Linked DNA regions of Mus musculus: region 1 is linked to region 2. A link is a loop called in an ENCODE intact Hi-C map of the cell type or tissue named here. Cell type or tissue: gastrocnemius. All regions are shown on one strand. Each heading gives the region's core, and the rest is flanking DNA. Links, peaks and the distances in the headings are about the cores only. Region 1 overlaps Ubr5 (ubiquitin protein ligase E3 component n-recognin 5). Region 2 has its middle 28 kb from the start of Odf1.

Evidence for each region. A loop is a pair of places that touch in the nucleus more often than their neighbours do. Peaks named below come from ENCODE experiments on the same cell type or tissue, not always from the same donor. Only the 100,000 strongest peaks of a DNase experiment are listed, where the experiment ranks them.
Region 1: a loop joins it to region 2, with 3 times the contacts of the local background. A loop is called at or near these places in 7 of 42 quality-filtered maps.

The regions. Positions count from the first base shown.
Region 1 is chr15:38,014,453-38,019,830 of GRCm38, forward strand. Ubr5 (ubiquitin protein ligase E3 component n-recognin 5) reads right to left here. Exons shown (of 59, transcript NM_001112721.2): 17 at 4,978-5,121; 18 at 4,782-4,893; 19 at 4,436-4,590; 20 at 3,827-4,024; 21 at 486-696. Among named protein-coding and RNA genes, the nearest start is that of Gm22353, 41 kb to the right of the region's middle. In gastrocnemius, for the core only: no CTCF peak of the experiment used is centred there; no DNase peak of the experiment used is centred there; H3K27ac peaks cover 1,613 bases.
Region 2 is chr15:38,244,585-38,249,962 of GRCm38, forward strand. No RefSeq gene overlaps it. Among named protein-coding and RNA genes, the nearest start is that of Odf1, 28 kb to the left of the region's middle. In gastrocnemius, for the core only: CTCF peaks have their summits at 2,705 (motif pointing right) and 3,453; DNase peaks (open chromatin) are centred at 437, 805, 2,710 and 3,444; H3K4me3 peaks cover 648 bases; H3K27ac peaks cover 1,472 bases.

The DNA.
Region 1 (5,378 bases), core at 180-5,179, 230 kb before region 2:
TGTCAGATAGACAGACAGACATGTAGATTAAAAATAAAGGTTTAAGGGGGTGGAGAGATGGCCCAGCAATTAAGAATACACACTACTCTTCCAGGGGACTAAAGTAAGGTTCTCAACACAATGTGGCTCACAGCTGCCTGCTCTAAAGTCCAGCTCCATCCAGGGATCAATCGGGACTTCTCCGACACCTAGCACTCACCAATGTACACATAACCACCCACAGACATACACACGTACATGTAATGTAAAATATGAAGGTTTTTAAAGTTATTTGTACTTATAAAATTAGTGAAGTACATTTAGGATCAACACAGATCAAACTTATTATCTGCTTCCACATCTAACCCTTAGAAATATTTTTACCACATAATAAAAGTCAGACCTTCCAAGACCACATAAAGTAAAAAGGATACAAGTTCTTTCTCTACAAGAGTCTTCTTTTCCTAGAGTTCTTGCAAAGGCTTTGTTATGGTTCCGAATCTTACCCTCTTCTTCTTTAGTTTCCTTATTGCTGGTTGGAAAGCAAACTGATACACAAGCATGTAAAATGTTCCGGTTCCCATCACATCTGTGGCTGATGAACGTCTGTAACATCTGCAGGTTCTGCTCTAAAACCACGGCTTGCTCCAGATTCACGAGATACTGTCGGCAGGCCTCGTAGTCACATCTGAGAATGTGCTGCATTAAGGTTTGCTTCTGTTCTCGGGCAAAAGAGGGCAAACACTTCAATGAAACTAAACACCAAATATGTCAAAAATTACATACATGAGAACTGCCTCATGGCCACTATAATATAATGGTATCTTCAAGGAAATAGAAATTGATCATAAGTGGCCTGGCAAATGAACTCATCTATACTCTGTGAAGAGAGTATGCAAGCGAGAACAAAGTAAAGAACACGAGGGAAATGCCTTCAGTATTCCAAACCACCTCAACCTGTAGCCAGTAGAAAAGCAGTCAACACGCTGAGTAGCTGAACGAGAATGCCTGCATGTGATACACAACCGTGCCTGGTGACGCCCTGGGGTGCACTCCAGCTTTCAAATTACAACTCTAGCAATACTGTCAGCCAATTAAGCAAAGGATGTATATTTTATTCCAGACTGATTTTTCAGCACCTCGTTGTTTTAAGAGTTACATTTCAGGGCCCACGAGAAGGTTCAGGGGTAAAGTACTTGCTACCAAGCCAGACCACCTGAGATCAATCCCCAAAACCCACATGGTGAGGAAAATTAACTCCCACAAGCTGTGATCTGGCTTCCATACATACCTCTATAACCACACCACAATCATGGGTATGCACAATAACAAAGATTTATAAAAAGTTACATTATGTTGGCCTAGTGGGCCATCATTGGGAAGAGAGGCCCCTTGGTCTTGCAAACTTTATATGCTCCAGTACAGGGGAACGCCAGGGCCAAGAAGTGGGAGTGGGTGTGTAGTGGAGCAAGGGGGGAGGGGGACCTAGGGGACTTCTGGGATAGCATTTGAAATGTAAATGAAGAAAATATCTAATAAAAAAATGTGGGAAAAAAGATACATTCTATTGTGATACATGAAATACAAAACTTTTGACTCTCTAGGAATCATGATGGGTGTAAATTCCAAAGTCAATGACAGATCTACAAAAGACATTAACGATGCTGTAAGGTATACATAGAAAATATCATTAGCTGTCTCACAACAAAAAGAAGTAGTTTGATTACTGGAAAGATGGCTCATCAATTAAAAATAGATGATATTTTTGCAAAGAACCCAGAATGAGTTCCCAGAGCCCATAGCCTTCTGTAATTCGTAGTCCCAAGGGATCTGACACTACTCTGGCTTCCTCCGGCACCAACACACATGCTGCACAAACACATGTTTGCAAATATTTATATACATATAAAATCAAATCTTTTGAACAAACAAAAAATAGTATAGAAATGAAAACTAAAATTATGGAACCCTTAATAGATTATAAAGCACTTGTTTTATTCTAAAAAGCAAACTCATTTTTTGTACAAACAGGTATGTATGAAAATACAAAGGCACGAAGAAAAGGGCACTGAACCTTGCCAGAAACCTGCCTAAATAAAGTCTCCCTTGCCTAGACTTATGGGGAAGAAGGGGCCCTAGAGGGCTCACTGTCCAAACGGGACAGTAAATCTTAAAGGATCTGGCACATGTGAGAAAGCCGTTTTCACTCTGGGCAAACTGAGGCGAAAGACAAACCCTTTGCAGAAACCAAAAACCCAGTATGTGGGCAGCACGTGGTTTCCTTTCCTTCTGTGTACACAGCATACTCCTCATGGTACATGGGTAACACTTGTGTTTCCTTGCTTTGTGTACCAGGATATACAGCACACTAGTCACTTGGCTGGCACCAAACTCTACAGAAAGCTCATAACCATCCTCTGACCTAACCCCGACTGGCACTGTCAGTGTCATGCTTAGCTATGCTGCAAGACTCACCCTATAGCAAAGGGCACAGGGGATTAAAAAAAAATCCGCAGCTCTACCCATGTCACATTTAAATCACTCAACTTGGTTGTCTCTCTCAGTCTTCAGATTTCTGATTTTCTTGTTTATTTCCCATTGCCCTTGTAGATATATGATAAACATCCTCAAGGTCACATGTCTAAAAGCAAAGAACCTATGCTAACTCTACCTCCTAAACTTCTTTAGATGCTCCAAAAATAGCAGCTTCATTCTTGCAAACCTTTGGCTGTCAAGATAGCCCAGCAGAGAGAAGTGTTCTGTTGTGGAATCCTGACAACTCTGGCTCCATCCCCAGAACCCAAGTAAAAAGAGAAACAACTCTACAAAGCTGCGTGCTGACCTCTAAATGTGTACCTTGGCATACATGTACACATGTGCAAGCTTATACACATGTACACACACACACACGCACACGCACAGATAGAGATAATTTTGAATGAATAATTAAAACAAGACCTTTTATTCTTTCTTCTTGAATTTGATCCCTTGCATTTAGCAAATTTAAATTTACTGATTCTATTTGTAAAACCAAATCAAAATCTAAATCTACTTCAGCTAAAACTGCATGGAGAGCTTAGTAAGAACACCACTACTACAGCTCACAGCCCCGCACCTCACCTAAGTGAGGTCATCTCCCCGACCTTCCTCCACCCACTCACCACCCCAGTCCCAAGAGTAAACACATCAGACTCATCGGCTCTCCCTAGACTACCATGCAAATAGCAAGCTTAACAGTTTCTAGTTCCTTCAAGTTGATCAAATCTCTCCTGTCCCCTTTTCCCATTCCTAAGAGTGCAAGTTTGCTTTGTTTTTGACTTGGATTAAACATTAGCCTTTATCTGATTTGCTAAACATCTGTCTTCTGCCACGCCCCTAAAGCCCCAGTACTTTATTACTAATCTTTTAAAAAAAAAATATGTCATTCACAACTCAAAGTTCTTCTGTTGGTATTCAGTTCAAATTTAGGTGCATCAGGTAAGGAGAGTCACCCTAAGCTCTCCCCAGCCATGCTACCTGCTCCTTCTGACCAATACCACCCTCATCTCCTGGCTAAATACATCTCCCTAGTACCACAGACAGCAACCTCTTCATCCTCACCCCAGACATCACTTCCTCAAAAGCTTGCCCAGCCTGATTTCTCTTCATCAATATGCTATCCAACAGTATTTATATGTACGCCTTTTTAAAGACAAATTATAGAAATCATAATCACCGACTTTTCTAACCTCGTGTTATATTAATAAACTATTATAGGGAAAGAAGGGATAATGAATGATCTTTTCATGAATTTAAGACCTATTTTCTTCTGATTTAAAATACCAAGTAATTTCAAAAGGTAGATTACCTCTACAGCCATGATGATAATAGCTGCTTTCTTTTTGATTGTTGAGTTGGCAGGAAGATTTATTAAAGAATGTACACCCATCCCAAGACTACTGATTGGTGGGAGATCAAGCCAGTCAGGATCCCGTATTCCTCCCATGCAATCCTTGGCCATTGGGTAGATAGTACCATTTCCATCTCGAAGAACAATAGGAGATTCCTACAATAGGTGAAAGATAATAAATAATGCTTGTTCCAAGTCACAGATGGTTACACAAGCCTAGTGTGAGCAAGAATGCCCCGATTCCAGTACTTGGAAGGACAAGATAGAACAGTTCAAGTTCTGCCTAAGCTTGGGACCCTTATCATCCCCCCTCCCCAAAAAGGGGAGGGGGAGTAGGGGGAGACAAAGGGGTGAGAGTAAACCAAGATGGATTTTACAAAAAGTGTACTTATTTTAAAATTACCTAATGCTATGTTAGAAATAACAAGCTTTCAGAAGGTGCTAAGTATTATAAAGCCTTCATTGATTCTCTAGTAGGCAAACCCTAACGGGCACAAAAGTGCCAGTTTGTATCTGCTCTTTAAAAAATGAACAACAAAAAACAAAAAGATAAGCTGAGCTTCTTACCTGCCCAGCAGTGAAGATAGCGACACTCCTCTCATCCTGACCAAGAAAAGCAACACTGCTTGTTGGGAAATTATTCTCTTGTTCAGCCTTCCCTGTGGCAAGATCAAAGACACAGTACCGAACCCAGCTTCCAGTCTTCAGAACAGCATGGACACCTTTCAAAGGCACAGAAATGAAAAGAAAAATAACAAAGTCTTCCACAGTTCAAGCATTTAACAAACTTTAACCTCTCCCACACCAGTTGTAAAAACATCCAGCCACATTTCACTGTCAAATCTCAAACAATTGTACCCTAGTCCCGTATGTTTCAAAAGATCTAAACTGTACACAACTATAAAAGGCTTACCTTTGGAATCCACATTTACTGCTAGTATTTCAGTCTTCTCGGGTATACAAAGCTTTTTGGGAGTCCTCTGAAAACAGTCGGGAACTTTTGGGGTGCCGCCCGTTTTGACAACCTGCAAAACAACACACATAATTTTGCTCTCGCTGTAACACTTTCAATGAGTCCATCACCACATTCTCTCAACTCGCGTACATACCTGCAGCTCATCAATTCGAAGCAGCCTGCAGTCCTGCAGGAGCGAGGAAGGGTCGGCGTCTGGACCAGAGCTGTTCTGACAGGTGGTGTTAGTAGATGTTCCTGGAAACTTTACAGCGACATAGGCACCATCTACCTTCAGCACCTAGAAATAAGAGATAGATACAGTTTTAGTAAATATTTTAAAAGGCTTCTATAAAAGCATGCAAATTCTGCTTTTCCAACTGACAATACTAAAGACACTTAAATCCTTGTAAACATATCAATGAATACCACATTGTAATGTCAACGGGGGGGGGGGGGGGGGGCGGACACGGGACACAGAACTTTGCTGTTTATATCAACAAATCACAACTGAAAGAAACAACTCACACAGCCACTAATCACAACAAGTGTTAAGCC
Region 2 (5,378 bases), core at 132-5,131:
CAGCTCTGCCCAACCCGGGCAATGGAACTATATAATGGGTCACCACCATCCAGTGTCCTGCCAAGGTCAGGGAGACTCTTCAGGCCGGGCCCACTACCAGCTGCCCTGTGTCCACTCATTGACAGTCGTGTGCTATTTGTCAAGTTTCGAGCCCATGAGGTCGGATTGTTATGGTAACCCCTACCTGTTGCCGTCATCAAACTATATTTTCAGTGGCTTGAGAAATAATTCGTGTTCCTTGCTCATGCACAAACCCAGAGCAGGTCTTCCTAATTGTTGTCTTTCTGTGGTCCAGGTGCCTTTTAATCTTGTGACTCCTTCCTGGAGTCTCGAAATGCTTTATGCTCAGAAAGAGAAGCCTCTTGCTAGGCTCCCTGCCTAGGAAATGCCTTGGTTTGCTTCTCCCCTACCCTATTGGCAAGAACTACTCACGTGGTGCCCCAGGTTTGAGGAATTCTGGGAAATGTAGTTCCTGGCCGGGCCACTCTATAAACTGGAAAAGGAACCCCAGGAAATGTGGCTTTGTGTTTCAGTTTGCAATCTTTGCCACACCCTCGATGACTCAATTCTAGCTAGCAACCACAATTCCTGGTTCACTGGAAAACAGAGCCATTGAGACATCCTGTTATCTTTTCCCTGCCAAATCTGTCAAGCTGTGAGCCCACACTCTTTCTTCTCTCTTGCTAGTGCAATGGAATGTTACAGGCTCCTTCTTAATCCTCTGTTTTGATTGAAGATGTCAAAACTAAGCTTAGCGCTAAGCAAGCTAAGGAGCCCCTAAGAAGGATGCTAGACTGCTCTGCTGGGGAGCCCCTCTGGCCAGCACCCAGGGATCAGAGTTGTCTAAAAGTTGTGTGTGCACGAACGGGCATGGGTGTGTGTGTGCAGTTCCCTCCCCTCGTGTGTAGGCTGAGCCTCTTGATTTGCCTCTACTGAATGGAATACCCCAAATGTCATGGCTGGGTTATAAGAAGATTGGGCTGTGGTTGGTTCTGTAGCTCGGTAGTATTTTCCCAGCATGCACAAGTCCATACTCATCTCATAAAATAAATAAGGAATAAAAATTTTAAAGGCTGTGTTCCACTGAGCCCATCCGTTCCTTGCTCACTGTGAAGTCAGCCACCCCACCAAGAATTGCCCCATGGAGACACTCAATGGTGAGGAATTGACATCACCTCTACCCACCCATCAGTAGGGGCCACCAATGACAGCCACAGAGTGAGCTTGGGAGTAGATTCTCTTCAGGAGGATTTCTAGATGACCGCAGTCCACAAGACAACTTGACATTAGTTTTGGGAGGGAGTCTGGGACAGAAGCAGAGGCTAAAAGTACATGAATTACTTTTCTGTAATTCTGGTCCCAGGTTATCTCGTGCCTTCTTCTGGCCTCCCAGACCATTACACATAGGTGCTACACAGAAATGTATGCAGGCAAAACATCCACATACATAAAATAATAAACACTTTTTAAATAAAAAATAATAAATAATTCAAGGCCAGGCTCAGCTTGGCAGGGAATTCCAGGACAACCTGGGCTACATGAGATCTTGTCTCAAAGAGCAGGGGTGGGGTGGGGGTAGAGCTTATCTTCAAAACCAGTTATATTTTGAAATATTAGGAGTTTGGATTTGAATATGTGAGATGGGGTGAGGTATAATTCATTTCATAATCACACAAAACTAAGACTGTAAGCAACAGCCTAGGATAAAGCGGGGGACTAGCAGAAGAGAACTTGGTAAAACTCTGAGAGGGTGGGGCATAGTCAATGAAGCATTTGCCACTCAAGCAAAAGGACCTGAATTCCCCAGGACATTGTTGTTGTTTTTTGTTTGTTTGTTTGTTTCAAGCTGGAGCGGTGACACACATGTGGCTGAAAGACCAAGGAACCACGTCTGCCCATAGCCCTCATGCAAGGAGGACTCTGGTAGAAGTGGCTAGTGGCAATCTGAAACACTCCCTTGTCAGCACATCAGCAGGCCAAGGAAGCTTTCAGGGAATGCTCTGAGGGCCTGCACTGTAGGAGAATGGCGCTGCTTTCAAACAGCCCCATTTCCAACAGGCAAGAGTGCCTGAGAGTGCCTCCTTTCTACCAGGGGCCAGAGGGGTTAGGTAGTGTGTCTGCCAAGCAAGCCAGAACCATAGGATTCAAGCAAGGCCTTTTCTGCCCACCTATCACCCATCATCACCTTCTCCCTGCACATAGAAGCAGAGTGTGGTATAAGACAGAGAGGTGCGAGGGGAAAGGTAAGACAGGACTCGGATTGCCTGTGTCCAGGCAGGCCCTCATAGAGACAGGAAGAGTTTTTTGTTTTTTTATTTTATTTTATTTTATTTTTTTCGAGACAGGGTTTCTCTGTGTAGTCCTGGCTGTCCTGGAACTCACTCTGTAGACCAGGCTGGCCTCGAACTCAGAAATCCGCCTGCCTCTGCCTCCCAAGTGCTGGGATTAAAAGGGTGCGCCAGCACGGCCCGGCGAGTTTTTTTGTTTGTTTTGTTTTTTGATTTTTTTTAAATGAACCACCACCATTCCTGGCTCGATATGAAGACACACGGAATATTTTAGTTTTTGAAGACGAGATAAACCGAATGCATCGAGCAGTGAACGGAAAGATCTGAGAGATCCAAGGAAAATGGGGACATTTTTGATTCCGATAAAGCATTGCCAAAGGGGTAAAGGAGCTGTCATAGCGCAGGCAGTGGCTCCGCCACTAGGGGGCACCACTGTGCGGGAACGCAGAGGGCTTCCGAGAGCAGGAAGCCATGCTAATTGTCAAGAAGTAAGCCAGTGACTGCATTTCTTTTTTTTTTTTTTTTTTTTTAGATTTATTTATTTATTTATTATATGTAAGTACACTGTAGCTGTCTTCAGACACTCCAGAAGAGGGGGTCAGATCTCGTTACGGGTGGTTGTGAGCCACCATGTGGTTGCTGGGATTTGAACTCTGGACCTTTGGAGGAGCAGTCGGGTGCTCCTACCCACTGAGCCATCTCACCAGCCCCCGTGACTGCATTTCTATTTCTTAATTTAGACCTTAAAGCATGTGACAAATACAATAAAAAAGAGACTGTCAAGTGGAGTTAGAAAAGGCCGCAGGTTTTTGTTTTGTTTTGTCAAATGCCTCCTAGAGAATAGCGGGCCCATTATTAGAGGAGTATTTTAATGCAGAGTAATGCAGAACAGACTATAACAGAGGCGCCATTTCTCACCTTTGCGGTGGGAGTTCTGCTTTGATTTTTTTGGTTTTTTGGTTCACCCTACCTGGAAATGGGTGCAAACCCTGCTATCTGGAGAGGCAATGCTGTCTGCATGGTTTGCTTTCCTTCTTGAATGTTTCTTGTGTTGTTTTTGACGCTGTGGGGGATGGAGCAAAGAGAGACCTGGGAGCTCTCAGCCTCTCTGGCTTTATTTAGAATTTAAAGGAGGGCTCCATCACCCCCTAGCGGTGAGCCCAGGTCTCCTTCGGGCCAGGCACCACGCTGGCGAACGGGAGGTGTGCTGCAACACCCGGGGACAGACAGCAGGCAGGTTATCTGCACCCCAACCTCTGGTTCAAGAAAGAACCCAGGAGGCCTTGGTTAGGGAAGGAGGTCACTGTGCAAGAGAGGGATGGGTCCCGTTGAGAGCAGAAGGAATATTGTCCCCAGCTATCTAAATCCTTCCACAGGCCACCCCCTACATACTTCTCATGGAAACGGCTACAACAACTGTAGTTAGTGTATTTTGCTTGGTTGCTTTTGTTTTGTTCTTTGTAGTCCAAGTAAGCTAGGAACTCCCAGTGATTCTCCTGCCTCAGCCTCCAGAGTATTCATATTAGATGTGTGAGCCACCATGCTTATTTTGAAGGCCACCATGAAATGGAATTTGTTACAGTGACAGAAACAATCTGTGTCTTAGGGTCTTACTGCTGTGAAGAGACACCATGACCAAGGCAACTCTTCCAAAGAAAAATGTGTTTGGGGCTGGTTTACAGTTTCAGAGATTTAGTTCCTTATCGTCTTGGTGGGCAGCACGGCAGCGTCCAGGCAGGTATGATGCTTGGGAAGAGCCGAGAGTTCTACATCTTGATCCACAGGTATCAAAAGGGCATTGTGGCCCACACTGGATGTAGCTTGAGTATATATGACCTCAAAGCCTGCCTCCACAGAGACACACTTCTGCCAACAAGGCCACACCTCCTAACAGTACCCCTCGTTTATTGTCAAGCATTCAGACACGTCAATCAGGACCATTCCTATGAAGCCACCCCAGTCTGTGCCATCCAACGTAGTTGCCGTATGCGGTGACCATAAACCTCTCCCAGCTCTGGAGACTTTCCAGTGCCTACTTTTTGCTATTGTTGACTACTGCAGCTAAGTGACGGCACGTAAGACACTGAGACATGAGGATCATAAGTTCAAGGCCAGCTAAGTTTACAAGGTGAGCCAGAGGTCAATCTTGGCTACATAGGAAGACCTTATCTTGGAAGAAAAGAAGAACAGAAAGAAGGAAGGAAGGAAGGAAGAAATTTGTTTTTATTTAATTGTCTCTTTCTTATTTAGAAGTGCATGTGTATCTGTTGTTTGCAGCACCGAGCGGTACAATTCTAGAAAGACACTGAATGGGAGGCCTTTGTAACTCTGGCATGGCACATGGGAAAGGCTACTGCCTTAGATAAGATGCAAATCAGTACTGTGTATAATTTTATCTTGTAGGTAGGCATCAAACCACACCTAATCAGATACACACTCATTATCCGTCCTCCAGTAAGCCTTCTCTTCTCACCTTTTTATTATGTCCACTGAGAGTTTTGAGGTCATGCCTGGAGAGCTAAGACCCTGTCCTGCTTGCCTTGCTCCGGCCAGCACCACGCATAAATCCTTATGTGTCAGAGAGGCTCATCAATCATTTCCTTGGATGAACTGAGCTAGGCCATGCCTTTGAAGAACTACACGGAATACCACCTCTGAATCCTACTCTCAAGGAATGCTTTATGGTGGAATCATAAATGCTTAGAAAACTAGATGAAGAAGCTTGGAAGAAAGCCTTGTTACGCCAGATACAAAGTAGTCTCACAGTAAATATCAATTTCTTTTCTTCTCTTCAGAACCCTCCCCAAAGATTTCCATCAAATGATTAAAGTACTTGAGAGTTTACAGGATGAAAACTCACTTTCATCTGGAGAGCCAGTGAGGGCTTCCTGGAGGAGGTGTCACTCAATTTAGTTCAGTATGAACTCTGAACAACATGAACAATAGCACAGATGGGAAGAGTGTGGAGGAAAGAAAAATCCCGACTTAATCTGAGGGACGGTACAAGACTAGGGAAGGTGTGGGGCACAGTTTACAATTCTGAATGTCAGCTGAGCACGGAGGCTCACACTTGGAATCTCAGTATTTTTG